Linked DNA regions of Homo sapiens: regions 1 and 3 are each linked to region 2. A link is a loop called in an ENCODE intact Hi-C map of the cell type or tissue named here. Cell type or tissue: chondrocyte. All regions are shown on one strand. Each heading gives the region's core, and the rest is flanking DNA. Links, peaks and the distances in the headings are about the cores only.

Region 1 (10,426 bases), core at 1,456-9,455, 1.0 Mb after region 2:
ACTGTGAAACAATCCCTGGAGACTTTATGGTTCTTCTAAAACCGGCCCACCAATAATCTGTCAAAAATAACTCCCTCAAAATTGGCCAAACACCTTATTTTTTAACATAAACTGACAGCTAGACAACAACAACAACATCACCACTTTACTGTCTCTTCTGCTTCCTCAAGAATGCAGTCAAGAGGAGAACTTGAGGGAGCCAAGTTTCCAAGGTGGCTGCCAGGCAATCATTTACAAACCTGCCCTGGCTCCCAAGCTAACTTCAGCAGTGCCCACTGGGGGAGCTCAGGCGTGTCATTAATGCTAATTGTTGTGGCTGCCAAGGAAACCTTCACACAGTTTGCAAACAGGCTATGCACACACAGTATGCAAGGGAGCTCCAGAGACCTCAACAGAGATGACAGGGACCTGGGAGCTCTCCTGAAGTACTGCCACTGCAGAGCTTAGCCTTATTCTCAGATTCCATGGTGTTCTCCTTTTCCACTCTTCCCTGACCCTCATGGGGGCTGCAGCGACTCCTAGAACCTTCAAGCAGCGAGACAAAGGTCCCCTCAACCGGGCACAGCGCTCTCCTTACACCTGGCCTCCTATTCCCAGCAACTTTAAGGAGATATTTTTAAGTGGCCATGGTTTTATCAAAAGCCTATTAAGTTTTTGCCACAAACGGATTTTATTTAAAATAAAAATAGGGGTAGGTATTTGACTGATGTCTCTTGGGAGTGTTTTAGAGAAGAGGAATGAATACTGACATGTCCTATCTTCCCAGATGCAGAATTGTAAAACAAACAAACATAATTGCTTTTCACATGTAAAAGAAAACTGGCTTAGAACATACTAGCGTTTTCTTTGCCATGAAGGAGTTCACCTTCAGTGACTAAGCCAGAACTACTAGAGCTGCCAGGCCTAGGGACAGGAGACATTGCCAGTGCTTAGCCAGGCTGGCCAGGACTAACCATCTCTGCAAGGAGTCCACAAGAAGCCTCAGGGCAGCCTTTCCCTGCTCCTATCAATTTGAGTTGAGCAAAAAACCTTTGACCAAATATCAGCTCCATGGCACAACCCACAGTTATGGTGCCCACATGAACTCAGGTTTCTGTTCCCAACCTGAAGCATACAACTTCATGAGGTATTTTATCAAGTTAGATAGTATCAAAAAATATTCCCAGATGAGGGAGGTGTCTGACCAAGACAGTCAGAAGGCCCCTTATCAGCCACTAGACTGGAGGATCAGCCTTCCCTAAGCAGGATTGTTCTCACTGGCCAGTCCTCACATCCGGGAGGGGGAGGAGAGGTGCTAGGGGCTGCAACTGAGAAGGGAGAGATCACCCACCCTATCTGCAGATGAGGGTGTGAGAAGCCAAGTCAGAACACCCCATACTTCCCAGGCCTCTCTCCAAAGTCCTGTTAGAAATCGAATTCCAGGAGACCAGGCAGGGGCAGCCTAGGCCCTGGGCCCCTAGGAAGTGCTCCGTGAACTAGGCCCTGCCCAGGCAGCCTCGGACCCCCTCCTCTGCCCTGCCTCCTGATCCCTGTCCTGCACTGAGCAGGTCTTCGGTGGACTTTATGCGCAGCCACCTCAGGATGAAAATACCACGTCTGCCTCCTGCTGAGGTCCAGCCCAGGAAAGGAAGAAGGGGAACGAAAGATGCCAATGCGATTGCTTTTAAATCACCTCATTACTAAAAGAATCCTCCTTTACCTACGGCACTCAGATCATCAAGCCCTCCCAAATCACTTTTCTTTTTTCAAAAAGTAAAAACCCAAGGCCGTCTTCCCAGTGAAGCCGAGTCTTGGGGCATCCCGTCATTCGTCCCCCGCGCACGGGTCCTTCCCTCCCTGGGCGCCGCAGTTCGGAGCAGGCCGAGGGGGCCGGGCTGCAGGGCCGCGCCGGGCCAGAAGGGCGCGCCCTGGGCAGCGCGGACGCACGCAGCCGGCTCCTCCCGCGCCCCGCTGCACCCCGGCAGGGAGTTCGCCCCCGCTAATGTTTAACCTCCCGAATCGCTGATCCCTCGGACTGCAGCCAAGCTACCCACCCGCCCCGCTCCCGGGACGAATTCCTGGCATAGTTTTCCCGCGCGGCCCGCTCACCGTGGGGTCTCCTGGAGCCGGGGACGGCGGGAAGACGTCTCGAGGTGGCGGCTCCCATACTCGCCCCACGTCCCGCCTCCAGACTTGCTCCACCGCCCCAGACAGCCCAGAGATGGTTCCCGGAATGCTCACCGCCCGCCGTTCCCGGGATGCTTCCCCAGCCCCACGCAGTCCGGGCGCTCTCTGCGGCGGAGGCAGAGCCTGCCCGGCCCACTCCAGTGCCGCCAACCTGCGGGACCGCGGACAGAGAGCTCCTCGGTGCGTCGGTCAGCTCGTGGCTTGGGGTCTCTGGTGCCTCCAGCTCCTACTACAGCCGCCCCGCCCCACCTCAAGAAGAGGTGGAGCCTCTCCCGGCCCCTCTCGGACGAGCTATTTTTAGGTCTGTAACGGATGGGGGAAGGCGGGAATGCCACGTTTAATCCGTTAGTAAAATCCAGGATCCAAGTGAATGGCTTCCTGGCCTTGCTGAGAGGCTGGACTTGCCCCGGTTTCCCCACACCCTGCCTCCGGTACAATCGATAGCCTGCTGTGCAGGGGCGGCCGCACCCCCCGGGCAGATAGCCCTGCCCACCCTCCTAAAGGGACCGTCCTGGTTTCTTCCTGACCGGATCCCAAGCTAGGAGAGTTCTTTGGGTGTGCCCCAGGTCTGATCAGACAGACAGCAGCCACCTTCCCTCCGCAGCCCCCACCCACCACCCCCTACCCTCCCAACCTGCTGGTTTGCCCTGGGGATGCCAACTTGGAAACCCAGGACTGAAAAACTTATTTTTTCTCCTGATATTAGTCCCTGATCTCTTCCCATAGTAGTAGTTGCTTTGCTGAGATTCCGTTTTGTGGGCACCGTAACTGTGAGTTGTGCCATAGAGCTGATATTTGGTCAAAATGTTTGTTGCTCAACTCAAATTGATAGGAGCAGGGAAAGGCTGCCCTGAGGCTTCTTGTGGACTCCTTGCAGAGATGGTTAGTCCTGGCCAGCCTGGCTAAGCACTGGCAATGTCTCCTGTCCCTAGGCCCGGCAACTCTAGTAGTTCTGGCTTAGTCACTGAAGGTGAACTCCTTCATGGCAAAGAAAACGCTAGTATGTTCTAAGCCAGTTTTCTTTCACATGTGAAAAGCAGTTATGTTTGTTTTACAATTCTGCATCTGGGAAGATAGGACATGTCAGTATTCATTCCTCTTCTCTAGAGCACTCACAAGGGGCATCAGTCAAATACCTACCCCTATTTTTATTTTAAATAAAATCCTTTTGTGGCAAAAACTTAATAGGCATTTGATAAAACCATGGCCACTTAAAAATATCTCCTTAAAGTTGCTGGGAATAGGAGGCCAGGTGTAAGGAGAGCTCTGCGCCTGGTGGAGGGAACCTCTGTCTCGCTGCTTGAAGGTTCTAGGAGTCGCTGCAGCCCCCATGAGGGTCAGGGAAGAGTGGGAAAAAAGCTCCTTTTCACACACACTCTCTCTCTCTCCACTCCGCAACTCTTCTCCCTCCCTCTTTCTCTTTTTTCCATTTCAAAGGCTTTCGTCCCACCACAATCTCAATCTGCCAAGCTCTACATTTTGAGGCAGCCAAAGCAAATGTGTATGGGAACAAGCGTTGTCAAGGACTTGCAGGGAAACTGGAACTCCTGTGCATTGCTGGTGGGAATGTAAAATGGTACCATTACTGTGGATACAGAATGGTAGTTCCTCAAAAAATTAAACAAGAATTGCCAAAAGATCCAACAATTCCATTTCTGGGTATATACCCCAAAGAACTGAAAGCAGGGATTCAAACAGATATTTGTATACTCATGTTCATAATAGCATTATTCACAATAGCCAAAAAGTGGAAACAATTCAAATGTCTATCGACAGATTAATGGATAAGCAAAATGTGGTATATCCATACAATGTAATATTAACTTTAAAAGGGAAGGAAATTCTGACACATGAATGAACCTTGAAAACTGTCTTAGTCTATTCAGGCTGCTATAACAAAATACCATTGAGTGGGTAGCATATAAACAATAGAAGTTTTTTTCTTACAGTTCTGGAGGCTGGGAAGTCCAAAATCAAGACATTGGCAGATTCGGTGCCTGGTGAGGGCCTGTTTCCTGGTTGATAGGCTGTCATCTTCTCACTGCACCCTCACTTAGTAGAAGGGGGCTGGCTAGCTCTCTGGGGTTTCTTTCATAAGGGCACTAGTCCCAATTATGAGGACTCTACCTTCATGACCTAACCACCCCCCAAAGGCCCCACCTCCCAATACCGTCACCTTGGGGGTCAGGATTTCAACCCCATTTTGCAGGGACACAAACATTCAGATCAAGGCAAAAGCATTATGCTAAATGAAATAAGCTGGACACAAAAGGACAAATATTGTATTATTCCACTTATACCTGGAAATATTGTATGATTCCACTTGTACCTAGAATAGTCCATTCACAGAGACAGAAAGTAGAATAGTGGTTACCAGTGGCTGGAGGAGGGGGAATGAGTAGTTATTGATTCATGAGTACAGATTCTCAGTTTGGGAATGATGAAAAAGTTCCAGAGATAAATGGTAGTGATGGTTGCACAATAATGTGAATGTACTTAATGCCACTGAATTGTACACTTGAAAATGGTTACGATGGCAAATTTTACATTATGTACAGTTTATCACAATTTTTTAAACATTAAAAAAAAATAGTGGATGGAGCAGGGACCAGGACTAAGTTGGGATATCTGTGCACCATGTATTCGGATGGGGGATCTTGTTCCTGCCGTCTTCTCCTAGTCAGGGCACTTTTTTCACCCCAGGATTTTCTGCCACCCACAAGAGCAAAGAGAAGAGTCCAGGCCTTGGGAGTCAAAGACACATCTACATTCCACATTCCCAAGCTACATAACCCTGGGAAAGTCACGTAGCCTCTCTGACCTTTCATTTTTCTCCTCTGTAAAATGGGAAAAGTAAACTCTACCTAGAAGAGTTGTTAGAATCAAATTAGCTAAATTACATGTAGGCTCTGCCCTGGGCCTACAAGTCAGTGGTGTGCACTCCTGACTTGACACTGTGAAATCGCCAAGGACATTTGCTTCTCAGCTCTCTTCCCACTGTATCCCTGAAATTTGCAGAAAGTAGTTCTGAGGATACCTTTGTGCATGTTATTTCCACCAGCCTCAATTTCCCCATGTGTAAATAGGGTGCCCTCCTTTGCAGGGCTGGTGTAAGAAAGTAGACTTGACATGCACCCAGATCTACCTTAGCCAAAAACCAAATCCTGAATCTTGAGCTGACTAAGACCTCATGCATGGAACCCTCACACTCTTCCCTTACTGGGCCTTAGTTCAACACTCAACACAGGGAGGAGTTACTGCATGCCTATCATGTGCCAAGTTATTTTCTTAGTCCCAAGGATACCAACAACCTCTAGAGGACTAGATCACTTGGCACTGGAAAGCTGTCATTTCTGCTGCCCACCTCTACTGTAGCACACACAAGCTCTGGCATCAGCCGTGGGGACAGGTGCATAGACCAAGGGAGACTGGCCCTAGCTGGCTAGTCCAGGAGACATTCCTGTCACCCCGAGCAGCTGGCCCATAACTGCTGGGTGGGAGGACAGGAGGATGGATTTTCAATATCCCAATGGCCCCTCACTCCCTCCTCAGCCCAGTACTAGTCACCCGCCCTCTGACCCAGCTCAGCCCCTTTCACAGACGGTCTCCCTCCTACACCTCAGGAAATAGGACACAGCCTAGACAGCCTGTAATAGGAGTGCCCTCTGCTGCCAAATGCTGGCATCACACCTTAGAAACCTGCTCTGGATCCCATTCTCCTGAAGGGAAGTGTATCTGAGGTGTATGGGACAGGTCTCCCTGCGCTGGGATGCCGGCCACTAATGAGCCCTGAGGTGATTTTAGGTCAAAAGTGTATTGTTGGGTTTTCTGCGTTGATGTATAGATAGGCAGGCATACAGTCAGAGGAGGATTTTACATAAAATCTGGTTTGCTGGTTTCTGAAAAATCTAAGAATCTAGCAACAAAAGAAAGGCCTGCACTCTGACATGTCTAGAACTGGCAGGATCTGAGAGGAAACTTTCTTAGGCAGATCGTACATTCTAGCCCAATCCCTGAAAAGTTCACTTTGAAGGAAGTCTGAGCACTTACCGAAAAGACCTCCTTTCTCAGGAAAACATCCCTTCTGCAAAAATGAAAATGCAGAGCTGGATAAGCCTGGCCTAAGGCGTGGCTGTGATATGGCCCCTCATTGGCTGGCAGTGATGGGCGGGTGGGATCTAGAAGGAGCTGCCCCAGCTGCCTCCTGCCTGGGCTTTTGCCTTTTGGAGGAGGGATTCCTCTTTGGCAGTTTGATGAAGCCCACACCCTTTCCTCAGAATGGTTTTTATTTTTATTTTTTATTTATTTATTTATTTTTTGAGACGGAGTCTTGCTCTGTCTCCAGGCTGGAGTGCAGTGGCATGATCTCGGCTCACTGCAACCTCCACCTCCTGGGTTCAAGCGATTCTCCTGCCTCAGCCTCCCAAGTAGCTGGGACTACAGGCGCCTGCCACCACACCCAGCTAATTTTTGTATTTTTAGTAGAGACGGGGTTTCACCATGTTGGTTAGGATGGTCTCGATCTCTTGACCTTGTGATCCGCCCACCTCAGCCTCCCAAAGTGCTGAGATTACAGGTGTGAGCCACCACGCCCAGCCTAAGAATGGTTTTAAATGCACCAAGCAAAACATAGAATTACAGAGGACATCAAAATATTGAAAATATAGCTATGAAAACATAAGAAAATGTGTAAAATAATAGCATTTTTGTTTATTAATGCATTAAATGGCAAGATCTAGCATCTGACCTAAAAGTAGTAAGAGTGTAAACAATTATTTCAAGATATCCGTAATAACTTTAATGTGATAGGAAAAAACTAATATTTAATGACAAAGTCACAGGTTCTACTAATACTACTGTGGTTTGTGGCATACATTCATAATTGGAAGGAATGATACATTTTGATTAACAGCTAGTAAAAATAAAGAGTAAGTTCCCAGACCCCCAAAATCTCTTCACAGCCCCCTAAATTAAGAATCCCTGCCCCAATACCACCAAGGAGAGTGCACTAACCTTGTAACTTAGTTTAGAAGATACATCTGAGATTCAGGGTCCTGACAATTCCCTTGGGTGAGAGAGCTCTGCCTTTATTTCTTGAAGGGGAGCAGAGTGACAGAAGGGTAGGGAAGCATGGCATGAAACCCAAAAAACAAAAAAAAAGACAGGTTGGATTACATAAAAATTTTGAAACATATATGGTGAAAACATCCTAAATGAGGTTAAAAAACAAAGAACTAAAAAAAATGCAGTGTAATGATACAGTATTCATGACATTAATTTATAAAGAGTGCTTACAAATCAACAAGAAATAGAACAACTCAAAAGAAGAGTGGACAAAAGATGAGATGATTCATATAATAAAAAAAATTGCCAGTTAAACATGTAAACAACCTTACCAAAATGAACATAAAAATTACATGTTTTAAATTATTATACTGACCAAAATTAAATAGATGTTTTAAACTGGTGAAAAGTGGGAAAATGGGCAGTTTCAAACAGCCTTCTTGAAAAATAATTATCAAAATTTAAAGTCCTCAAAAATGCAGTAATCAGGATTTTTTGCTATAGTATTACATGTACTATTAAAATTAGAATAATGTAAATATCCACCAATCAAATAATGATTGAGTAGATTATCATGTATCCTACAATGAAACACTATGCAACCATTATAAAGAAAAAAGTATATTATATCTTGATGTGCTAATGAAAAAAGGTACCTACGACATACACATTTTTAAAGTGAAAAACAACATACAAATAACATGTATCTTTTTTTTTTTTTAAAGACAGAATTTGGCTCTTGTTGTCCAGGCTGGAGTGCAGTGGTACAGTCTCAGCTTACTGCAACCTCCACCTCCCGGGTTCAAGCAATTCTCCTGCCTCAGCCTCCCAAGTAGCTGGGATTACAGGTACGCGCCACCACGCCTGGCTAATGTTTGTATTTTTAGTAGAGACGGGGTTTCATCGTGTTGGCCAGGCTGGTGGTCTCGAACTCCTGACCTCAAGTGATCTGCCCCCCTCAGCCTCGCAAAGTGCTGGGATTACAGGCATAGGCCACCACGGATGGCCATAACATGTATCTTATGATTCCATTTGTATTTTTTTTAACTATTTATATGAGAAACTCAGGAATGGTATTCAAAATATTTAACGAGTCTGGCACAGATACCAACCAATCAGCACTGATGCTGGCTCTTACCCTAGAGAAGGAAAGAGACAGTCCTGTTGAATTGTGGGTGGGAGTCCTGGGGAAAAAGCAAGGGCAGACAAGGTGGCAGTGCAGGGTACTTGGAAGAGACTTCTTACCAATAAGCGTGAATATATATGCAGAGAAAGAGCGAGAGGTACCTACAAACATGACAGTAGTACCCAACACGCACTTTCACTTTTTGCCCCACACAATCCTATTTGAAATTCTAAGAATGAGTAGGATTTGAAAAAAAATTAATACAGGGAAAAACACCAGCATGAGCCTATTTGCAAAATGTAGCCTGATATAAATTCATGGCATAGATTCACAAAAGGCCAGAAGGAATCCAGGGTTATCTGGGGTCCCAGGAACCTCACATTTCTTACCACTTACTACTCTTGCCATCATCACCACCACCATGTTTTGAAATGTTCCTTTTCACTAAGCAAACTGGATTCATTAAGTAATACATTATTATTTTATTTGCTACATTTTTTATTAATCAAAAACATAATTTACTGCCAGGTAAAGCTCCCTATAAACATCAAATTATCATTAATGTCAAAATGAATTTGTGTATGTGTGTGTGCGTGTGTGTGTGTGTGTGTACATTTATTTACTTATTTATTTATTTAAGATATGGTCTCACTGTCTTGCCCAGGTTGGAGCACAGTGGTGTGATCATAGTTCACCATAACCTAGAACCCATGGGCTCAAGTGATCCTCCTTCCTTAGCCTCCCAAGTAGCTAGGACTACAGGTGAGCCACCTTGCCTGGCTATTTGTTTTTTGTAGGGACAGGGTCTTGCTGTGTTGCCCAGTCTGATCTCTAACTCCTGGGCTCAAGCAGTTCTCCCACCATGGCCTCCCAAAGTGCTGGCGTTATAGGCGTGAGCCAATGTGCGTGGCCAATTCACATATTTTTGAAATATCGAAAATATTTCTAATCAAACCCCTCAAAACCCTGTTGGTCAGGAATAGTTGAAGAACCATTTGTCATGCATTCTCCAAAAATAGAAGGGAGAGACAATGTATGTGTCCCTGCTTGTCTCTAAGACAGCTAGCCCTAGAAATCCTCATCTGTGGAGACAGTCAGGAGAGCTGAAAACCAGCAGTGGTTCCTAGGACACAACCCAAAAGACAGCCATGGGGTATGGCAGCAGGCCTCAGAGCCTGACGATGGTATCAGACATCTACAAGTCCAAAGCAAGTAGCTGTGAATAAATAAAGCTGGGACATGAGACTTGACTTGTAAATATTTTTTAACAAGATTGTCAAAGCAGTGATTTTTTTTTTTTTATCTGGCTTTGTCACCCAGACTGAGTGCAGTGGCACGATCTTGGCTCACTGTACCCTCAACCTCCCATGTTCAGGTGATCCTCCTAACTCAGTCTCCCAGCTAGCTTGGACTACAGGCATGCATCACCACACCCAGCTAATTCTTGTATTTTCTGTAGAGACAGGGTCTCACCATCTTGCCCAGGCTGGTCTTGAACTCCTGGGCTCAAGCAATCCACCTGCCTCAGCCTCCCAAAGTGCCAGGATTACAGGTGTGAACCACTGTGCCTGGCCAGCAGTGATTCCTAAAGGGGGAAATATTAGAATAAAAGAGGGATAGATGGATATAGTTTGAAAGGGTGTCATAATTTTACGTTTGGGGGCAAATATAAACTTTTTCCCATAAAGCAAACTATCAAAAGGAAAGTTCTAGAAAATCTTGGCTAAGTGTTTGCTGAAGAAATATTAATTTTCATACCTCCTGAAAAGAAATAATAAATTATTTATTTATTTATTTGTAATTGACAAATAAAAATTGTATATATTTATGGTGCTTTGAACATGACATTTTGAAATGCAGGAGGTAAATTTTTATGTGAATCTAAAAAGGGCAGCAGTTTTAAATAGTCTGAGTTGGTAAGTTGCTTCTGTGGGCCAATTATGACAGGGTTAATGTGTATATTGGAAAGAGGTAGGGTAGAGAACAGCAGACACCCTGGGGAGGGGAGGAGACTGTCCCAGGATCATGAGGCCAGGGATTAGGATATAAGTGCTGAGGATCTCATCTGCT
Region 2 (10,426 bases), core at 857-8,856:
GGCCACTGTGGAAAGCAGTTTGGAGATTTCTCAAAGAACCAAAAACAGAACTATCATTTGATCCAACAATCCCATTACTGGGTATATACCCGAAGGAATATAAGTTGTTCTACCACAAAGACACATACACATGTTTGTTCATTGCAGCACTTTTCACAATAGCAAAGACACAGAATTAACCTAGATGCCCTAGGTGGATTGGATAAAGAAAATGTGGTATATATATACACCATGGAATACTATGCAGCCATGAAAAATAACAAAATTGTGTCCTTTGCAGCAACATGGATGTAGGAGGAGGCTATTGTCCTAAGTGAATTAACACAGGAACAGAAAACCAAATACTGCCTGTTCTCAATTATAAGTGGGAGCTAAACACTGAGTACACATCAACACAAAGAACTGCAGCTTACTTGAGAGGGTGGGGGTGGGAGAGGGTGAGGATCAGGAAACCACCTATCATGTACTATACTCACTGCTTGGGTGATGAGAAACCACCTATTGAATACTACACTCACTACCTGGGTACACACCTACCCCTAGTGACATGCAACTTACCCATGTAAAAAATGTACATGTGTACCCACCGAACCTAAAATAAAAGTTGGAAGAAAAAAAGTTAAACTTTTGGGTGGGTGCAATGGCTCATGCCTGTAATCCCAGCACTTTGGGAGGCCGAGGCGGGCAGATCACATGAGGCCAGGAGTTCCAGACCAGCCTGGCCAACATGGTGAAACCCTGTCTCTACTAAAAATACAAAAATTAGCCAGGCGTGGTGGCAGTCACCTGTAATCCCAGCTACTTGGGAGGCTGAGGCAGGAGAATCACTTGAGCCCTGCAGGGGGAGGTTGCAGTGACCTGAGATCATGCTACTACACTTTAGCCTGGGCGACAGAGTGAGACTTTGTCTCAAAAAAAAAAATTAAGCTTTTAAAAATTAATTTTTAACTATAGTAATATCTACACATAGTTAAAACATTAGATAGTACAAAAAGCTTATAATAAAATGTAGTAGTTCCTTTCCCCAGCATTCCCCACCCATGATTCTATCCCACTAAATACAACTACTTTCAACCACTGTAGCTGTTTATTTTCTTTCTTTTTCTTTTATAAAAGTGAAAACAAGTTTATTAGGAAGGTAAAGGAATAAAAGAATGTCTTCTCCACAGGCAGAGCAGCCTGTAGCTGTTTCTTTCAGTGTTTACCTCCATGTCTCAAATCTTATTCTGTACTTTCTTGACTTACCTGTTGTGAACATTATCTATTAAATTTTCTTCGTGGTAGTCGAGGATTGTGCTCTCTCTCTCCCCACTCTCTCTTCTCTCCTACATTATCCTCAGCCCCCATTTTCCCATTAGTGAAGCTTTGGTTAAACCATAGTCAGTGTTTACATGAAAATGGTGATGTAAATATCATTGTCTTACTGCCAGCCAGATAATCTACCATGATCATTTCTGTTACAACTTCCATTTTTCCTTGAGTTGATAATTGCTTTATTTTTTTCTCATTTGTTTGGTTTACTATATGACTATTACGGGCTAAATTGTGTCGCCACAAATTTCAGATGTTGAATCTCTAATCCCTAGTACCCCAGAATGTGACTATATTTGAAGACAAGAACTTTAAAGAGGTGATAAAGTTAAAATGAGGCTGTTGGGGTGGGCCCTAATCCAATGTGACTAGTGTCCTTATAAGAAGAGGAAAAGGCACCAGGGATGTGTGTGCACAGAGAAAGACCATATGAGGACATAGTGAGAAAGCAACCATCTGCAAGCCGAGGAGCGAGGCCTCTGAAAAAACCAAACCCACCAATTCCTTCATCTTGGACTACTAGCATCTAGAATTGTCAGAAAATAAATTTCTGTTGTTTCTGCTTGCAGTCTGTGGTGTTATGGAAGCTCAAGCAGAAGAGCTGACTGTTTTTTTCCAAATGGTCCAACGAGCTTATTCATAATTTTTCCAAACTCTCCAAAGCAATTCCAAACATTCTGTCAGTTCCACCCCTCCTTCCCTCATCTCCCACAAGCCTTCTTTCAGGGATGCCACAAGCTAATATGGAACCTTGGCTCATATGGGGTATAACGGAGGGCTTGGGCACTCAGCCCTCCATGAGAACACCTAGCTTGGTGAGCCATGCACGGGCTGGGCTTCAGTCCCTGCTGATGTGAGTGGTGTGTCTGTAGGCAGAACATAATCCAGACTTAGTGCCCTGCCCGCTGTCCTCCTGCTGTGTTCTCTCTACCTCTTCTCTAATCCCTCTCCGTCATCCCCAACCTTCCCTTTACCACATTTGGTTCGCCTGTTTCCTGGTTCTTACGTTATTCTCTTTTTTTGTTTTATTCCCTCCTTTTGCTGAAGCAAAACTTCCAGTGATTTTCTAAAACCAATACACAGGAAGTCAATTGTTTGAGTCCTTAAATGTCTGAAAATGTTTTTATTGTATCCTTACACTTGATTATCAGTTTGGTCAAGTATAAATAATTGGGATTGAAAATGATTTTTCCTCAGAACTTTGAAGTTATTGGTCTACCATATTCTGGCGCCCAGTGATGAAAGCTCCAGAACCTTTCTGATGATCTGAATAATAGTATTGATATAAATGAGGAGTATCTTGGGAACCAAAAGGAAACCCATTTAAATATAGTAATTTGCAATTGTATATGCAAGATTATACAAGAGTACATGTAATGTTACATTATGAAATAATACATGCAAAAGAGCTTAGGAAACTCTGAAGTGTTAGACATGAAAAAAAAAAATTTTAGCCACAATTTTGACCTCAGTTGTATGTACGTTTGATAATATGGAAGATACCACCGCCCTCCCCCTACCCCAGCTTATGTATAATTCAGTTGACTTTTATTTTAGGTTGGATCCAAGTTTAGTTCTAAACAATCATTTAAGAAAACAATCAGTTAAAGAAATATAGAGAAAAGGCCTTCTTTGTGTGATATGGAAGGAGGCCTCAAACTGAGATAGGCCATAAAATTATCGTTGGGGAAAATGTGCACTTCTGTCGTTACAAGCACATTGCACAATCTAAAATTCATTCAACAAATGTTTACTGGGCAGTGCGCTGTGCCAGGCCCTGTGCTGGGTGGGGGGCAGAGAGGACTGAGCCACTTGGACCTGGCCTCCACTCTCCTGGTGTCCATTTTGAGGGGAGGAGACGGACATGAACAAATTAGAATGTGTGAAGCAGTTAATTACACTAAAGTAAGATGAGTTTTGTAACAGAAGGAATGCAACGGGCAATGGGAGCCCCTGGAGGGTGGGATCCTAACCTGGGGAGTCATGTGAGCCAGGCCTCTGGGGGAGGTGAGGTTTAGGCTGAGAGTAGAGAATGGGAGAGGTACTCAGCACTTTGGGAGGTGGGAGGATCGCTTGAGTCCAGGAGTTCCAGACCAGCCAGGGCAACACAGTGAGACCTCCTCTCTCTCTCTCACACACACACACACGCACACGCACACACACATGAAGGGGTGGAATGAGCCATGAGCCACGTGAAGTGGCCAGAAGGGAGGAGAGCTCCAGATAGAGAGAATAGTGTCTCCTAGGTATAGGGGAAAAGTGCCGTTTTAAGAACTTAAAGAATTTCTGTGTGGCTGTACCATGTGGGGAGACAGGTGGTGAGACAAAGCTGGAGAGTTTGGCAGGGGCTCAACAGCGGAGAGGTTTGGTCTTCATCCAAATAGCAACCAGAAGCCATTGCAAGGTTTTGGAAAGGGGAGTGACACGATCAGATTTGCTTTTTACAAAGAATGCTTTGCGTGGGTGGGAGAAAGGATGGAGGCTCTAGTCACCCAGGAGAGAGACAAGGTGGTCTGAGTATGTGTTGGAGGTTGAGAAAAAAGCAGGAAGATTCTGGGAGACAGAACTAAGGTGCCATTTTGTTCTCCTGGAAGAGAGAACAAGTTCTGTCAGAGGCTGAGAGCTATGGCTGGTAGGGGAAGGTAGAACAGGGATGGTGCGACAGTGACCAGGCACAGAGTGTCTCCAGAGTCACACAGTTCCTGCGGGTCAAGGCCTATAGGCATATCCACCCAGGAAAAAAAATCAGGAAACCCTGTGGCAAACGTCCGGGGTTGAGCAAGTTTCTGAAGGCAAGCAAAAGTGTGAGAGCAGAACATTGTGAAGACAGGCAGTTGGCAAAAGTCAGGTACTGGCCACCTAGACATGAGATGACCTTGAAGCTGATGCATGATTCTGGTCAGCAGGGTTTTCTGAGCACTCTGTGAGGGTAGGAGTATCCTGCAGAGTGGTGGCCTCCCAGAGAGGACAGGTACCCGCAGGTAAGTGAAGGCTCCCATCAGTTCTGCCAACTCTGCCTTCAGGATGCAGAAGTAGATCAGACATGGCTCCTCAGAGGTGACTCAGGCATGCCAACAGGACAAAAAAAGCAATACTCTCCAAGAAGGGGATATAATATGTTCCATTGTCCCAAAGTATTTGTTCACAGAATGCCTTTTCTATGGAGCATCTCATGGAATGTGAAGTGAGTTCTGTTGAACTCAGTTTGGCAAGTGTGCACTTGGTTAATTGCCATTATGGAAGTGTGTATGAATTATGGAGGACCACAAGATAAGGTACAGCCAAGCATACCCTGGGAGGTCAGGGAAGGCTTCCAGAAGTGATGGTATTTCAGCTGCTACTTGAAAGGCCTGACAAGGCAGCAACTGGGGGGAAGTTCAGAAAGAGGAGAAGACTCTTCGGAGGGTAGAGCTAGTACTATAGTAAACTCAGTGGGACTAGCACACTGCATATTACATAGGACTTCAATGTTTCACCATGACGAGAATCACCACTGTGGATAAAAGGGTTTTGGGCCCTTGCAGCAGGTGTGGTTCTGAAAGATAACTTCTGAGTAAGGACTGAAGGAGAAATATGGAAGGATGCAGATAGGATGAGTCCATGGGAACTGGATAACGGCTGGCAGCAAGGAATTCTCAAGTCCTTGCCGCAGTAGTGGGAGAAGGAACATCACCTAAGTTGGGCCTGTTTGGGTTTGAGGTTTGGTTTTTGATTGGTTGAATGAATGGTTTATTGGTATTCTGTAGAAACAGATTAACGTGAATTTGTTCACGGCTTTTCAGACTTGGAATAGCTAAGTTCCTCATTAGGGGATTTATTCTTCACTAAAATGCGGCCAGATGCTGTGCTATAATAATAAAGTGACCATAAGAGGGCGCCAAAGACAAAAGTATGTTGCTGTTTTCGGCAGAATAACTTCAACAGAACACTGAAAATAGGACATAAAAGGAAAGGCAGAGATCTGAAGGGGGCAAGGAAGAAAAAGAAGACAGGATGAACTCACCAGCAGAGGGTTACAGATTTGTTTATCGTCTTGGTAGCAAAGTATTAAAATTACAGAGCAAAACAAAATCTACCCACTTTTCAACTAGTCTGCTTTAGAAAGGGACTTAAGAAAATGTATTCTGAAGTACAGTTTGTGTTTTGCCTCCAGACCCTGAAAGCGTTTGTGGGTGAATAGTCCCCTTCCTCTTTCTCCAGGCTCTAAGTGAAGTGAAGATAATCCCTTCAGTTTTCACTCCTCGGAGTGCAGGTCAGAAAGGGCTAAAATAGGCAGGACATTTCTTCTGGCAGTCTCATCCTTGGTTGCTTCTAGGGGAAAGATGAAATTCGATTTCATTGTACTTAAAATGTCCGAGTCAACTTAAACAGAAATACTTGTTTTTTGTTTTCCAAATGAATGAAGCCAGTTTGGAGCTCCTCTGCTTTTCTTTCTGCAATGCTAATATATCCTTTTGTATACCCAATACCCATGACTTGAAAGAGCTTTAATAGAGTCACATGATTTTGAGACTTCTTCACATTGTTTAGAAATACTCATTTGAATGGTAGAAAATTAAATCTTTTTGCCCCTTCCTTTCCTATATTTTATATTTACAAACAGCTAAAACGCTAAGCTTCTTTAAAATAAATGAATTTCAAAGAATTCTGTGATCCATAATAGACTATTTGGAATTATTATTAAATAACAGAAATTTATCTTGAATTTTGTTTAAACCCAGGAGCATAAAGTAAGAATTGTTCTTTTAAGGAAACAGAGCTCTTTCTATGTGGTGCAAAATCTCCCAGTGACAGCTGAAGAATTCAGCTTATAAATAATCATCCATAGGAAAGTGCAAAGGGCCCCTAAAACCTTGGGGTGGCCAGTCTTCCCTGGACACTTAAAAAACTCAAAATAGATTCACCAGAAAGTATAAAATCATCTCTCAGAATAGGAGCTTGTCTGCCTCACTAATCATACATACTGTATATATTATATATTTTTCTTTTCTTTTTTATTTCTTTTTGGTGAGAGTATTTTTTAAAAAGTTGTGTGGCCGTGATACAGGTAATTGCTTAAGCTTAAAAAAAAACTACACTGAACAACAAATCTCTGATAGTGTTTAACACTGAAAGCTGTTACCATGGAATTGAGGAAGCAGTTTTTATCCTAGAGAAGAGCTGGGCACAGAGACAATGAACAAGGTTAGGAATAAATGGGTATCTTGTGAATAGAGAAGTGCTAAAAGTGGGGACCTCGTGGGATCGGTGTTTTGTGCATCTGTAATAAATGACCAGAAAGAGATGAAGGACAATAAACTCTTCCGGTTTGTGGAGGATACCAAATGCACAGAATCCTAGCTGGGCTGAGAGTCCAACGTACTCAGAAGGGAGGAGAGAAGGCAGAATCAAGTAGAGAAAGAGAGAGAGAGAGAGAAAGAGAATGCGAGGGTGGGATATTGTGAATCAGGAGTTTATGCCAAGTTCAAAGTTACAGAAGAGTTGCAGTAGGATGTGATGATAGAGCCAGGGCTTGGCTGTGTGGACTGTGTAAAAATGTAACTCATCAGTTATCCGTTATTGCCAAATAGGGGATCTACTTAGCTTGGGTTCCAAAGGACTGAAGATTAACCCCTTACATGCTAAAAGTTTCGCATAAGCCTTTTAAAATGGATACTTTTAAATGAAAGGAAATGTTCTTCTGCCTTGATGTAAGAAACACAAGAGAACATTTTCTTTTTCACTAGGTTCACAGTTATAGGGATGTGTGTGTTACACATCTCTGAATGCCCTGCAGTGTTTGCATTTGGAAGGGGTGCAACAAATACCGGTGTCATTAGTGAATGTCAAATGGGTACCACTGTCTGTAGGAGGCAGGTAGAACGTGTCTAGAATCCTGTGCTAGGTTGTTAAAACTATTTCATCTCTCTCTGTCTCTCTCTCTGTCTCTCCGCCACCATTGTGTCTTCTCCTTTTTCTTCCCTCCCTCTCTTTCATGAAGTATATCAAACATACAGAAAAGAATTGAGAACAATTTAATGATTATTTCAGTGCCAGTATTAACGTAACATTTTTGTAACAATATTAACATTTTATATGCTTGTGTCAGAGTATTTTTTAAATATACAAAACATTAGATATCCAATTGAAGACTGTGGATTTCTCCAAATCCTTTTCTCTCCCTTCCTCCCTCCTTCCTTTCTCCTTTCCCAGAACTAATCACTTTCTCAAAGTTAGTGCATATTTTTTCTGTCTGATATATATTTACTACATTACATATGTTTGTTTCAATAAGCAATGTATAGCTTTTTTGAGGTATTTTAAAAACTTTACCTAAATGGTACACTGTATTAATATAATTCTGCAGATTGCTTTGGTCATTCGACATTATGATTTTGAGGGATAGATCAGTGATGTATTTAGATCCAATTTATTCATTTCAGTTGCTGCTTTGTATTTTGTTATTTAATTTAGTAAAATTAAATTATCTATTCACCTTTTGATGGACATTTAGATTGTTTACAGTTTTTCACTGCTAACAAGCAATGCTGTAATGGATGTTCTTGTATCACTCTTTGTGACTCCCTTAAGCATATGGCTGAGAATTTTCTACCTATACACTAGCCACTGGAAGTGTGGCCAGCCCAAACTGAGCTGTGCTGTAAGCATAAAATACATTGGATTTTGAAGACTTAGCATAAGACAAGAATACTAAAAAATCTCAATGATGTTATCATATTGACTATATGTTGAAATGCTGATACTTGGATATATTGGGTTAAACAAAATAAACTCTTAAAATTAATGGTTATCTGTTTAAAAAATTTATAGTGTGGTTACTAGAAAAATATAGAATGTGGCTTTCATTCGTGACTTACATATTGGACTGTGTTGCTATTAATATGTTTCTCTAGGATTTGGGTTTTAAGTATTCTTCTCCTTTTCTTTTCTATTCCTTCTTTTTGCTCTTAACGGCATTTGATTTTTAGAGCCATTGCTTACCTATGAAGGAGTTCCTTCCATTGCAAACCCACCAATCATGTCCCTCCTTCTGTAATCTTCACTCTTAGATTCTCCCTGGCTTTTTAATTTCTGCCTGTACAGGGTGGCTGCTAGGGACACTTGTGTGTTTTCAGATGCTCTGGATGGCTGAGGGTGTTTGATGCTTGACTAGCGGATAAGAGAGGTGTGACTTCATTATTTATGGAGTTTTGGGGTTATCACAGCATTCCATTATGCCTTCTCAAAATTATTGGTTTGAGATTCTGCTTAAGGACACAGATTTAGCTCTAAGCTATCACGCCCAAACTTATAGTATCTGTGAGTCAGCTTCTCTACCCAAGGAACTGAATAAATCTCTGAAATGCTAATCCATCTTTAAGGAGCCCAATAGTCAAGGTTTCAAGGGAAACGTTCCCCTCCCTTTCTCCCCCACGAACCCCTGCCATTATTCTCTCTAAGAAGGCAGGGATTTGAGACACTCTCAATCCTGCTTGAGACAGGGATTGGGTATGCACCATTCTCGCTGCTATCACAGCAGCCTAAAAGATGGCAGCTAAGCCAAGCTGGAAGAAGCTTCTGTTCCCTATAGTGGTGGCTCCCCCATGTGTGACACGGCTCTGCTCTCTCGGCATCACCATTTCCAATGAGAAAATAAATTGCTTCTGTGCAGTCGCATGCAAAGCAGAGAGCCCTTTTAGCTGGCTGGAGCTGGGAGGTTGATAGAGAGCAGGAATTCTATGCACCAATTGTTAGTGGGTAGAGCTAGGGATGATTTTTCATTGTCTGCTGAACTCCAAGCATACCCTCTTGGAGTGGGTCTCAAATTTGAAAACAAATCTTCACAGTGACTTTTCCAACCTGCTTGGCTTTAGAAGGATGGAGCTGTTGCCCAAATTTTTCAAAATCCCACCAAGTTGAGTGACACCACTTCTATTTGGGCAGAAATATTTCTACTTGTCATGTAACACTCCTATCTTCAACCAAAGCTTTGTTTACACAAGCAGAGGGATTGTGCTGCTGTTAAAACGTGGGCTTTGTGGTTAGGCAGAGCTGGATTTTAACTGGAGCTCTACCACTTTTATCAGCCCTGTCGGCTTGGACAAGGTATGACCACCACAAGGCTCATTTTATGCACCTGTGAAGTGGAGACAATGACAGTACTTACTTTATAGGTTACTGGAATTACTATTACCCTGATTACAACTATTATTATAATGTAAGCCAATTTGAAAAGATTCACCTGACTCAAGCAACTGGCTGCTTTGGGCTGGTTAGTACGCTTTAACCTGTTGTTTTCAAGCTAACTTTGAGAGGTTTGGTTCATAAACTTGTTAACTCAATTTTTCTGGAAGAGTGATTTTCAAATGGGTACGCTGTCTCCACCTTTAAGATATTGTTTCAGGATTTTGACACAACATGGCTCCCCCAAAAATCTCATTTAATTTTACATTATGGTTTGAATTTAGAAAATTCTATAGAAATAAAACATTTTTATTCCACCATTCTAACTGTGGGCTAGAAATTGTGACAAACTCTTCTTGGCTGCTAGGGCTATGTGGAATACAGATTCTAAAAGTGATCTTGGCTGGGTGTGGTGGCTCATGCCCATAATCACAGCACTTTGGGAGGCCAAGGCAGAAGGAACCCAGGAGTTTTGAGACCAGCCTGGGCAACATAGGGAGACTCCATCTCTGCAAAAAATAAAAAATTAGCCGAGCTTGGTGGTGCACACCTGTAGTCCCAGCTATTCAGGAGGCTGAGGTGGGAGGATAGTTTGAGCCCGGGAATTCGAGGCAGTGAGCCATGATCATGCCACTGCACTCCAGCCTGGGTGACACAGCGAGACCCAGTCACAAAAAATAATAAAAAAAAGAAGTGCTCTTCAAGGTGGAGAGAGATGTGTATGTGTGAGATTTTCGTGATGAAGAAAAAAATCACTAAAACCACCTTAGAGCTGATTTCTCCTTTTCACTTGAACTCCTGCAATTCTGTTACCTGCCACTAGATGTGTGTGAGCTCCATTAAGCACTGCAGCTGTTAGGACTCAGAGATATCAGCATAATACATCTATTCCCAGCTAATCCGGTTTTTCCACTTGTTCTATAAAATATAATTTAATTTTATCTATTGATTG
Region 3 (10,426 bases), core at 1,292-9,291, 870 kb after region 2:
CATTTGGGCTGGTTCCATATTTTTGCAATTGCAAATTGTGCTGCTGTAAACATGTGTGTGCAAGTATCTTTTTCATATAATGACTTCTTTTCCTCTGGGTAGATACCCAGTAGTGGGATTGCTAGATAAAACAGTAGATCTACTTTAAGTTATTTAAGGAATCAAAAGTTTGAGGTAAATCTTGATGTAGTTGAATTTTAAAAATTCTGTGGTATATTAAGTAAAAGATAAAAAGTTTACAGAATACTGGGTGTGACCAATACCTTGAATAGACACTACTGTTGACATAATAAAAATACAGTTTTATTTTGGGTCTTTTATTGTCATTTTAAAATTTGTTCAGTGGGTGTACATTTCTTCTGCAACTAGATGAAAACTCCAGCAGGTCCATGATTTTTCTGCTCACTCTTAGTTAGTAGACAATCCTATGGTCATTTTAAGTTACGATTACTGTCTCAATGCAAAAATCAGAATGGTTGTCCATGATATTAATAAAAACTCCAAACCCAATTTAATGTTATTTATATATAAGACCTATTAACATATTAACCGTTTGCCTATTTGCCCCAGTTTGTCATTTGTCTTTTGGCTTTGTTTTTGATGTTTTGCTATATAGCAAACCTGTTTCAGGCCAGAAGCCTATAATGGAAAAGGAGGGTAGAGTTGTTGTTGTTTTAGACGGAGTCTTGCTCTGTCACCAGGCTGGAGTACAGTGGCACGATCTCAACTCACTGCAACCTCCTCCTCCTGGGTTCAAGCGATTCTCCTGCCTCGGCCTTTGGAGTAGCTGGGACTACAGGCATGTGCCACCAAGCCACACTAATTTTTTTTTTTTCTCTTGACCGCATGATCCGCCCATCTTGGCCTCCGAAAGTGCTGGGATTACAGGTGTGAGCCACTGCACCCGGCCAGTGGAGATTTTTTCTTTTTATTTATTTATTTATTTATTTTTAATTTTATTATTATTATACTTTAAGTTTTAGGGTACATGTACACAATGTGCAGGTTAGTTACATATGTATACATGTGCCATGCTGGTGTGCTGCACCCATTAATTCGTCATTTAGCATTAGGTATATCTCCTAAAGCTATCCCTCCCCCCTCCCCCCTCCCCCCACCCCACAACAGTCCCCAGAGTGTGATGTTCCCCTTCCTGTGTCCATGTGTTCTCATTGTTCAATTCCCACCTATGAGTGAGAATATGCGGTGTTTGGTTTTTTGTTCTTGCGATAGTTTACTGAGAATGATGATTTCCAATTTCATCTATGTCCCTACAAAGGACATGAACTCATCATTTTTTATGGCTGCATAGTATTCCATGGTGTATATGTGCCACATTTTCTTAATCTGGTCTATCATTGTTGGACATTTGGGTTGGTTCCAAGTCTTTGCTATTGTGAATAGTGCCGCAATAAACATACGTGTGCGTGTCTTTATAGCAGCATGATTTATAGTCCTTTGGGTATATACCCAGTAATGGGATGGCTGGGTCAAATGGTATTTCTAGTTCTAGATCCCTGAGGAATCGCCACACTGACTTCCACAATGGTTGAACTAGTTTACAGCCACACCAACAGTGTAAAAGTGTTCCTATTTCTCCACATCCTCTCCAGTACCTGTTGTTTCCTGACTTTTTAATGATTGCCATTCTAACTGGTGTGAGATGGTATCTCATTGTGGTTTTGTTTTGCATTTCTCTGATGTCCAGTGATGCTGAGCATTTTTTCATGTGTTTTTTGACTGCATAAATGTCTTCTTTTGAGAAGTGTCTGTTCAAGTCCTTCGCCCACTTTTTGATGGGGTTGTTTGTTTTTTTCTTGTAAATTTGTTTGAGTTCATTGTAGATTCTGGATATTAGCCCTTTGTCAGATGAGTAGGTTGCAAAAATTGTCTCCCATTTTGTAGGTTGCCTGTTCACTCTGATGGTAGTTTCTTTTGCTGTGCAGAAGCTCTTTAGTTTAATTAGATCCCATTTGTCAATTTTGGCTTTTGTTGCCATTGCTTTTGGTGTTTTAGACATGAAGTCCTTGCCCATGCCTATGTCCTGAATGGTAATGCCTAGGTTTTCTTCTAGGGTTTTTATGGTTTTAGGTCTAACGTTTAAGTCTTTAACCCATCTTGAATTATTTTTTGTATAAGGTGTAAGGAAGGGATCCAGTTTCGGCTTTCTGCATATGGCTAGCCAGTTTTCCCAGCACCACTTATTAAATAGGGAATCCTTTCCCCATTGCTTGTTACCATGATCAAGTGGGCTCCATCCCTGGGATACAAGGCTGGTTCAATATATGCAAATCAATAAATGTAATCCAGCATATAAACAGAACCAAGGACAAAAACCACATGATTATCTCAATAGATGCAGAAAAGGCCTTTGACAAAATTCAACAACCCTTCATGCTAAAAACTCTCAATAAATTAGGTATTCACGGGACTTATCTCAAAATAATAAGAGCTATCTATGACAAACCCACAGCCAATATCATACTGAACGGGCAAAAACTGGAAGCATTCCCTTTGAAAACTGGCACAAGACAGGGATGCCCTCTCTCACCACTCCTATTCAACATAGTGTTGGAAGTTCTGGCCAGGGCAATCAGACAGGAGAAGGAAATAAAGGGTATTCAATTAGGAAAAGAGGAAGTCAAATTGTCCCTGTTTGCAGATGACATGATTGTATATCTAGAAAACCCCATTGTCTCAGCCCAAAATCTCCTTAAGCTGATAAGCAACTTCAGTAAAGTCTCAGGATACAAAATCAATGTACAAAAATCACAAGCATTCTTATACACCAATAACAGACAAACAGAGAGCCAGATCATGAGTGAACTCCCATTCAAAATTGCTTCAAAGAGAATAAAATACCTAGGAATCCAACTTACAATGGACGTGAAGGACCTCTTCAAGGAGAACTACAAACCACTGCTCAATGAAATAAAAGAGGATACAAACAAATGGAAGAACATTCCATGCTCATGGGTAGGAAGAATCAATATCATGAAAATGGCCATACTGCCCAAGGTAATTTATAGATTCAATGCCATCCCCATCAAGCTACCAATGACTTTCTTCACAGAAATGGCAAAAACTACCTTAAAGTTCATATGGAACCAAAAAAGAGCCCGCATCGCCAAGTCAATCCTAAGCGAAAAGAACAAAGCTGGAGGCATCAACGCTACCTGACTTCAAACTATACTACAAGGCTACAGTAACCAAAACAGCATGGTACTGGCACCAAAACAGAGATATAGATCAATGGAACAGAACAGAGCCCTCAGAAATAATGCTGCATATCTACAACTATCTAATCTTTGACAAACCTGAGATTTTTTCTTTATTTTTCTCCACATAGAACTTGGAGTTATCCCCTTCCCTAAGCAACCCATCCCTTCCCACAAAACCCTGCAGGACTTTCACTAGTGAGGGGGCAGGAAAGGCATTATATGAACTGGTCCAATGGGAAACTCCTTGGGGATCAAAGAACTTAAATCAGAAACCAGGAGTGAAACAATAGGACACCAAAGACAAAATCTAACCTGAAGTCAGAGGGAAGCCAGTGAGGCTGTTGGTTTAGCAGCCTAGCTCTGATAAATCAGGGAGAGAAGAAGGGAGAACACGTCAAGTGGAGGACAGTGATGAACAGTTGTGGGTAGGTGAGAAAGAATGACCTGTGCAAGAAACAATCAGCAACACAGGGAATTAGGAAAGAGGGAGAAGATAGGGAAAGGGAAGACCAGGGCTACCCAGCCCTTCCTCTGCCAGGTGCCTTGTATATATTACCACTTCCTGAGCAGAGGGTCTTATTAGTCTCCTTTAATAAATATCGTAACTGAGGCTCAGAGAAACTGAGTGAACAACAAAACAAGAAGTTAAACCCAGGACCCTGAATTCCAAATCCCCTGTTCCTTCCACTTTCAATGGTTTCCAAACAATACCCTACAAAAGCAGTATCAGGCTGGCTGCTCAGAATCACCTGGAGAACTTCTTTAAAATTCATGGTTCATAATCCTGGCCTCATCCTAGTCCTACTGGATCAGAATCTGTGGGAGAGAGGATCAGGAAACAGGATTTATTCATAAGCTCCTTAGGGGGTCCTGTGTTGCAGCCAGGTTTGGGACTAATATTTTAGGGGTATCACATCACCTTCAACGTATTTGTAGGAGAGGGGGAAAATGAACTGTTATTTTCCGAGCACCTACTTTGCTTTACTTTATTACAAACACCTCCTGGGCATGGTTCTAAGCATATTATCACACATTGCACTTCCTCAACATGGTTGTGAGATTGGCATCATCTTCACGCTAGTGAGGAAGCTGAGGACAGTTGTGTGACGCCCTGAAAGACTTTAGCTAGTAAGGATCAGAGCTGGAATCCAGGCCTCAACCTGTTGGACTCCCGGTTCCTAGTCTTTGTACCTTCCCACACTAGTAAAGGGGGAAGACCTTATGATAGTGGGAGGAGGAGGAAGGGATCAAGATACTGCAGGTAATAGGGATAATTGTGGAACAGTGTAACAGAAAGATCCACAGGAGTGGCCCAGACTGTGGAAAATGTTGGCTGGGAAAGCGAGTGTGAGGGAAGCTGAGGAATGGGTCCAGGCGCGGGGCATGTAAACTCGCCTAGTATTTCCTGATCCCTGTCTAGTGAGACTTTAGGCGACGTCGAGAAGGCGCTTGTATTCCAAGGGGCTGGCTCCCTCTTGTGGCGGCTGCCGCTCATCACCAAATGCTGTGACCAGGTAGCCCTGCCAAGCGGTGGTGGCAATCTGGCTGCACATTGGAATCGCCTAGGAGCTTTTAAAACGTTCGCATTGCCCAGGCCCATGAAAGCCAAATACCTGGGATGATCTAGACCTGTGCTGTTCAATGCACTAGGCACTAGCCACATGCAGCTCTTTAGCACATGAGTTGTGGCTACTTCGAATTGAGATGATGGAAGTGTAAAATACACACTAAATTTCAAAGACTTAGTATAAGAAAAGAATATAGAATACCTCACTAACAATTTGATATTAATTATATGTGGAAATAATATTTTTAATAAATAGGATTAAATACATTATTTAATTTATCTGTTTTTACTTTTTAAAATACAGACACTAGAAAACAGAATTACACATGTGGCTCACATTTATGACTGGGATTACATATGTAAGATTGCCAGATGTAGCAAATAAAAATACTGGATGTTCAGTTATATTTGAATTCCAGATAAACTCAAGTAATTTTTTGGTATATTTAGTAAATTTTCAGTATAAATGTGTCTCATGCGATACCTGGGATATGCTTATACTAAAAGCAAAATTCATGGTTTATCTAAATTTCAAATTTAACTGGGTGTCCTGTGTTTTTTCTGGCCACCCTAATATGTCTACCAGACAGCACCAATTACACTCTTGATACTCAGAGTGTGGTCTGAGGACTAGCAGCATAGGTCTTAACTGGGAGCTTGTCAGAAATGCAGAATCACAGGCCTCACCTGTAGCCACCAAACTAGAACCTGCAGTTTAACAAAATTCTTAGGTGATTCATGTGGACACCAAGTTTAAGAAGCCCTGAGCTTGAGAGCCACTAGCTGAGTGGAGGCATACAGGAGAAGAAATATGGAGGTCTCCAGCACCCTTGGCCAAGGCAGACAGCCCTGAACTCCAAACCCTGAACCTAACCGCCTCTCTCCTCATCCCCACAATGCCCAGCACAAAAGGTTGGTTGAGTAAACAAATTATTTGTAAATGGGTAAGTGAATGAATGGATAAATAAATAGATGAGTGGGTGGCCAAATTGATGAATGTTTGAGATGGTGAATAAATTCAAGAGCAAATAGCCTGAATGGAGAAATTCCCAGTGAACTCTGGGAACTCTGGCCTACTCAAGGGCCAGCAGAAGGAAGCAGATGGCTCAGATGGAAAAGCAAGCCAAAAAGCTGTCCCTTCCCTGGCTCAGGACAAGACCATGAAAAGAAATGCACTCCTTCTGGCCCAAGATCCACCATCTGCAGCCCAGGTAAGGTAGATAGGAAGGACTTTCCTTCCCTACCTATGCCAGCTTACCTGGAACTCGTGGGACCTGAATGCATATCCCCTTGCTCACCCAGCCCTGGTCCACTCTGCCCCCTGGAGTGGCCTACTACCAACTTGTTCTCTCTCAAACCATCTGAAGTTGCAGGAAATGTTTTGGATTATCCTTAATTATATAAAATGGGTCAGATTTTAGTTAATAAATGATCATTTCTTTCTCGATTGTTATTTGCATTACAAATGTAGTACATGTTCCTGTAGAAAGAAAGCCCCACTACTATCCTTCTAGACATTTTATACATTTATCTATCTATACATAAATATTCTTGTATAAATGATATCACACCAAACATTATTTTATGAACTCCTTATTTACTAAACAGTACATCTTTCATATCATCCAAAGTATACACATCTATCTCTTATAAATGGCTGCGCATTATTTTTCTTTTTTTTATTTTTTATTTTAATTTATTTTTTTGGGTGGGGGAGACAGAGTCTCACTCTGTTGCCCAGGCTAGAACCTCCACCTTCTCAGGTTCAAGCGATTCTCCAGCCTCAGCCCTCGCGAGTAGCTGGGATTACAGGTACATGCTACCATGTCCGGCTAATTTTTGTATTTTTAGTAGAGATGGGGTTTCTCCACGTTGGCCAGGCTGGTCTCGAACTCCTGACCTCAGGTGACCTGCCCATCTTGGCCTCCCAATGTGCTGGGATTATAGATGTGAGCCACCGCGCCTGGCCAGGCTGCACATTATTTCATCATGTGGATGCACCATAATTTATTGAAAAAAAAAATCCCCTGTTGTTGGACATTTTGGTATATCTAAAGTTCATTCTTATTATAGGCAATGCTATTTGCTCCTGGCCACCTACCCCTCTTTTCCTAGTGAATATCTGCTCATCTTTCACATCTCAGCTCTATTTCCACTTTCTCAGAGAAGCTTTCCCTGAACTCCCCAGACTAGCGCAAACCACCCTATTATATGCTATAATAGCACCATGAGCCTCTCCCTTGTGCCTCTTATCACTGTTATAATTTCAGGTTTATAATTGTGATGTGATTAATGTCTCTCTCCCTATTATTCTATCAGCTCAATGAAAACAGGTTATAGGTGTTTTATTCACCATTGTATCCTCTGCACCTAGCACAGAGTCTGGCTCAAAGAAAGTTATTTATAAATAAATGATGGGAGAAAGGAAAGAAAAGAGGAAGGAAGGGAGAGAGGGAGGGAGGGAGTAAGGAGCAAATAGAGAGCAAATAGAAGGATGATTAAATGAGGAAATGTATAGTGGATTCTGAACTCCTCAACAGCTTCAGGAGGCAGATGGCTCAGAGAGAAAATAAATTGAATGAATGAATAAAAATGAATAGTCTGTATGAATTTTCTGTTTGCCTAAACTCTGGCTTAACCCCATCTATTTTCTCAGGGACTTCAGTGTCTCAATTATCCCTCTGTTTTCTGAATCTGTCTCTTCTCTCCTAGTTTCCCATCACCATTTATACACTCTAGCCATGCCTTCCCCCCTTCATCCCCAATTTTCCTTCAACCCCATGCTCCTTTCCACCGTTGTTTCTCCTTTCATGGACAAACTTACGGGAAGACACATCTTCTGTGCTTCTCTTCCCTTTCCGACATCCTATTCACTCCTCCACTCCCTATATTCTGGCTTTCTTCCTTATCACACTATTAAAATTATCCCCTGAAGAGTCACCAATGACCCCCTTGTCATTCAATCTACTGGACACCCCTCAGTCCTCCGCCTGCTTGACCTCTACCGGCATTCAACAGTGTCACACTCACTTCTCCTCCAAGCATTCTTTTATCTTGCCTTCCATGATCCCACATCCTCAATCTCCTCCCAATTCTCTGGTCAACACTTGCCAGTCTCTTTGCTGATGCCTCTTGCTCTGTCTGTCCTCTAAGTGTTGGTAGTATTCCTAAAGGTTCTGTCCTTGACTCTCCATGCTACAGATTCTGCAGTCTCTTCCTACATGATTTTGTTTCTCTAACAACCATCTTGTCTCTCTCAACATATGTCATTCATACGTTGATGACTCAGAAACCTACACCTCCAAATCCCTAAATCTAACTATTTATGAGACATTTCTATATGCACAGACCAAGATACCTCATAGTCATCCCATACCCAACTGAGCTCATCCTCCCCTTTCTCCAAACTCCAAAGTGGTTTTCCTTCTGCCATGTTTTTTTATTTCAATATAATCTACCACAATCCCCTCAGATACCACACCAGAAGTTAGACATCTTTCTTAACACCCTCTTCTCTCTTACTCTCCTCAACCACGGAAATCTATTGACCCTGCCAGCTCTGAGACATGTACTGCAGGCTGGTTCATTCAACAACATTCCAGTTACTTTCTAGCATTCCTTCCTGTACAAAGGTTGTAGATATCTCTTGCTTCTTTGTCACTGGGGGTATGTATATGATTAAGGTTCTTCTAATTAGATGAACATGCATGAGGCTTTTATCATAACTGCATTAGGCAGAGCATGGGGCATTCATGTTGCTGGTATGGATAGTAGCAGAGGCCATGTGGTTCTGGGTTTTGTAGTCACAGGCCAGCTTTTTGACCATGATGAAAGTATTTCTCTACCATCCCCATTAGAGTATTTTTCCAAAAGCTCAGACTAGTGTCTATTGGGTGAGCCTTCCTAAATTTTCTGTGAGCTACCTAATATCCTATAATAAATCTCTTCCTGATTAAATGTCCTGGAATAGATTCTGTTGTTTGCAACTAAGAACCCTGATCAATACAACCTTCTGAGTATATTTCAAATCCATCTACTTCTCTCCATTGGCATTGAGACTCCTGGAGTCAAGGACACTGTAAGTTCTTGCCTGGCCCATTCAGAGCCTTCTGGGTTTCCTGCTGTTAGTCAGTTTCCCACTAGTCCATTTCATCCTCCATATGCAACCAAAGTAACCTTCTAAGATGTAAATATGATCATGTCCCTTTTCTGGCTAAACCCTTCGTTGGCTTGCCATTACCCTTGGGATGAAGTCTAAAATCTTTAACAGGCCTACAAGAGCCTCCCTGGCCTACAAGAACTCCATGTCCTTGCTTTTGCCCAATTCCCTCACCCCTCTCACCATTGACCCCCACCTCACTCTGCTGCAGCCACTCCAACCTCCTTTAGCACCTGGCCTCATCAAACTCACCCTTCATTCTCAGCCTTTGCACCCACTGCTCTCTGGTTCTTCTCCCATTTTCTGGCTCACTTCCAATCATCTCTCAGGTTTCCATTAGATAGCACTTCATTCAAGAAGTTTCCACAACTACAAAGATTAAATAAAATTCTCTGGAGTACCACTCTGTACCTCACCTAATTCATGTTTTTGGTAATTTCTTTTTTTAATTTTGTGTTTTAATTTTTGTGGATACATGTATCTATATATAGTAGATATATATATTTATGGGGTAAATGAGATGTTTTGATACAGGCATGCAATATGTAATAATTACATCATGTAAAATGCAGTATCCATCCCCTCAAGTATTTATCCTTTGTGTTACCAACAATCCAATTGTGGCATTTCAGTTACTTTGTAATATACAATCAAGTTATTATTGACTGTAGTCACTCTGTTGTGCTATCAAATAGTAGGTATTATTCATTCTTTCTGAGTATTTTTTTTTGTATGCATTAACTATCCCCACCTCCCCACTCCCACCTTCCCACTACCCTTCCCAGGCTCTGGTAACCATATTTCTGCCCTCTATCTTCATGAATTCAATTGTTCTGATTTTTAGATCCCAGAAATAAATGAGAACATGTGATGCTTGTCTTTTTGTGCCTGGCTTATTTCACTTTGCATAATGACCTCGAGTTCCACCCATGTTGTTGCAAATGACAGGATTTCATTCTTTTTTATGGCTGGATACTACTCCATTGTGTATATGTACCCATTCATCTGCTGATGGACACTGAGATTGCTTCCAAATTTTGGCTATTGTGAACAGTGCTGCAACAAACATGGAAGTGCATATAACTCTTCGATATACTGATCTCCTGTCTTCTGGGTATATACCCAGCAGTAGAATTGCTGGATCATATGATACCTCTATTTTCAGTTTTTTGAGGAACCTCCAAACTGTTCTCCATAGTGGTTGTACTAACATACATTCCCACCAACAGTGTATGAGGGTTCCCTTTTCTCTACGTCCTAACTAGCATTTGTTATTACCTATCTTGCGAATATAAGCCATTTTAACTGGGGTGAGATGCTATCTCATTGTAGTTTTGATTTGTATTTCTGTGATGATTAGTGATGTTGAGCACCTTTTCATATGCCTGTTGCCATTTGTATGTCTTCTTTTGAGAAATGTCTACTGAAATCTTTTGCCTAGTTTTTTATCAGATTCTTAGATTTTTTTTTTCCTACAGA

Evidence for each region. A loop is a pair of places that touch in the nucleus more often than their neighbours do. Peaks named below come from ENCODE experiments on the same cell type or tissue, not always from the same donor. Only the 100,000 strongest peaks of a DNase experiment are listed, where the experiment ranks them.
Region 1: a loop joins it to region 2, with 3 times the contacts of the local background. A loop is called at or near these places in 5 of 110 quality-filtered maps.
Region 3: a loop joins it to region 2, with 4 times the contacts of the local background. A loop is called at or near these places in 54 of 110 quality-filtered maps.

Annotation. Positions count from the first base shown.
Region 1 is chr3:138,113,240-138,123,665 of GRCh38, forward strand. It overlaps DZIP1L (DAZ interacting zinc finger protein 1 like), which reads right to left and starts at 2,369. Exons shown (of 16, transcript NM_173543.3): 1 at 2,089-2,369. RefSeq lists enhancers at 1,680-2,181, 2,182-2,681 and a silencer at 1,804-2,023. In chondrocyte, for the core only: CTCF peaks have their summits at 1,903, 2,105, 5,839 (motif pointing left) and 6,039; DNase peaks (open chromatin) are centred at 2,270, 2,623 and 5,624.
Region 2 is chr3:137,100,283-137,110,708 of GRCh38, forward strand. No RefSeq gene overlaps it. Among named protein-coding and RNA genes, the nearest start is that of IL20RB-AS1, 120 kb to the left of the region's middle. In chondrocyte, for the core only: CTCF peaks have their summits at 5,188 (motif pointing right) and 5,395; no DNase peak of the experiment used is centred there.
Region 3 is chr3:137,966,686-137,977,111 of GRCh38, forward strand. No RefSeq gene overlaps it. Among named protein-coding and RNA genes, the nearest start is that of CLDN18, 38 kb to the right of the region's middle. In chondrocyte, for the core only: CTCF peaks have their summits at 4,704 (motif pointing left) and 4,906; a DNase peak (open chromatin) is centred at 4,697.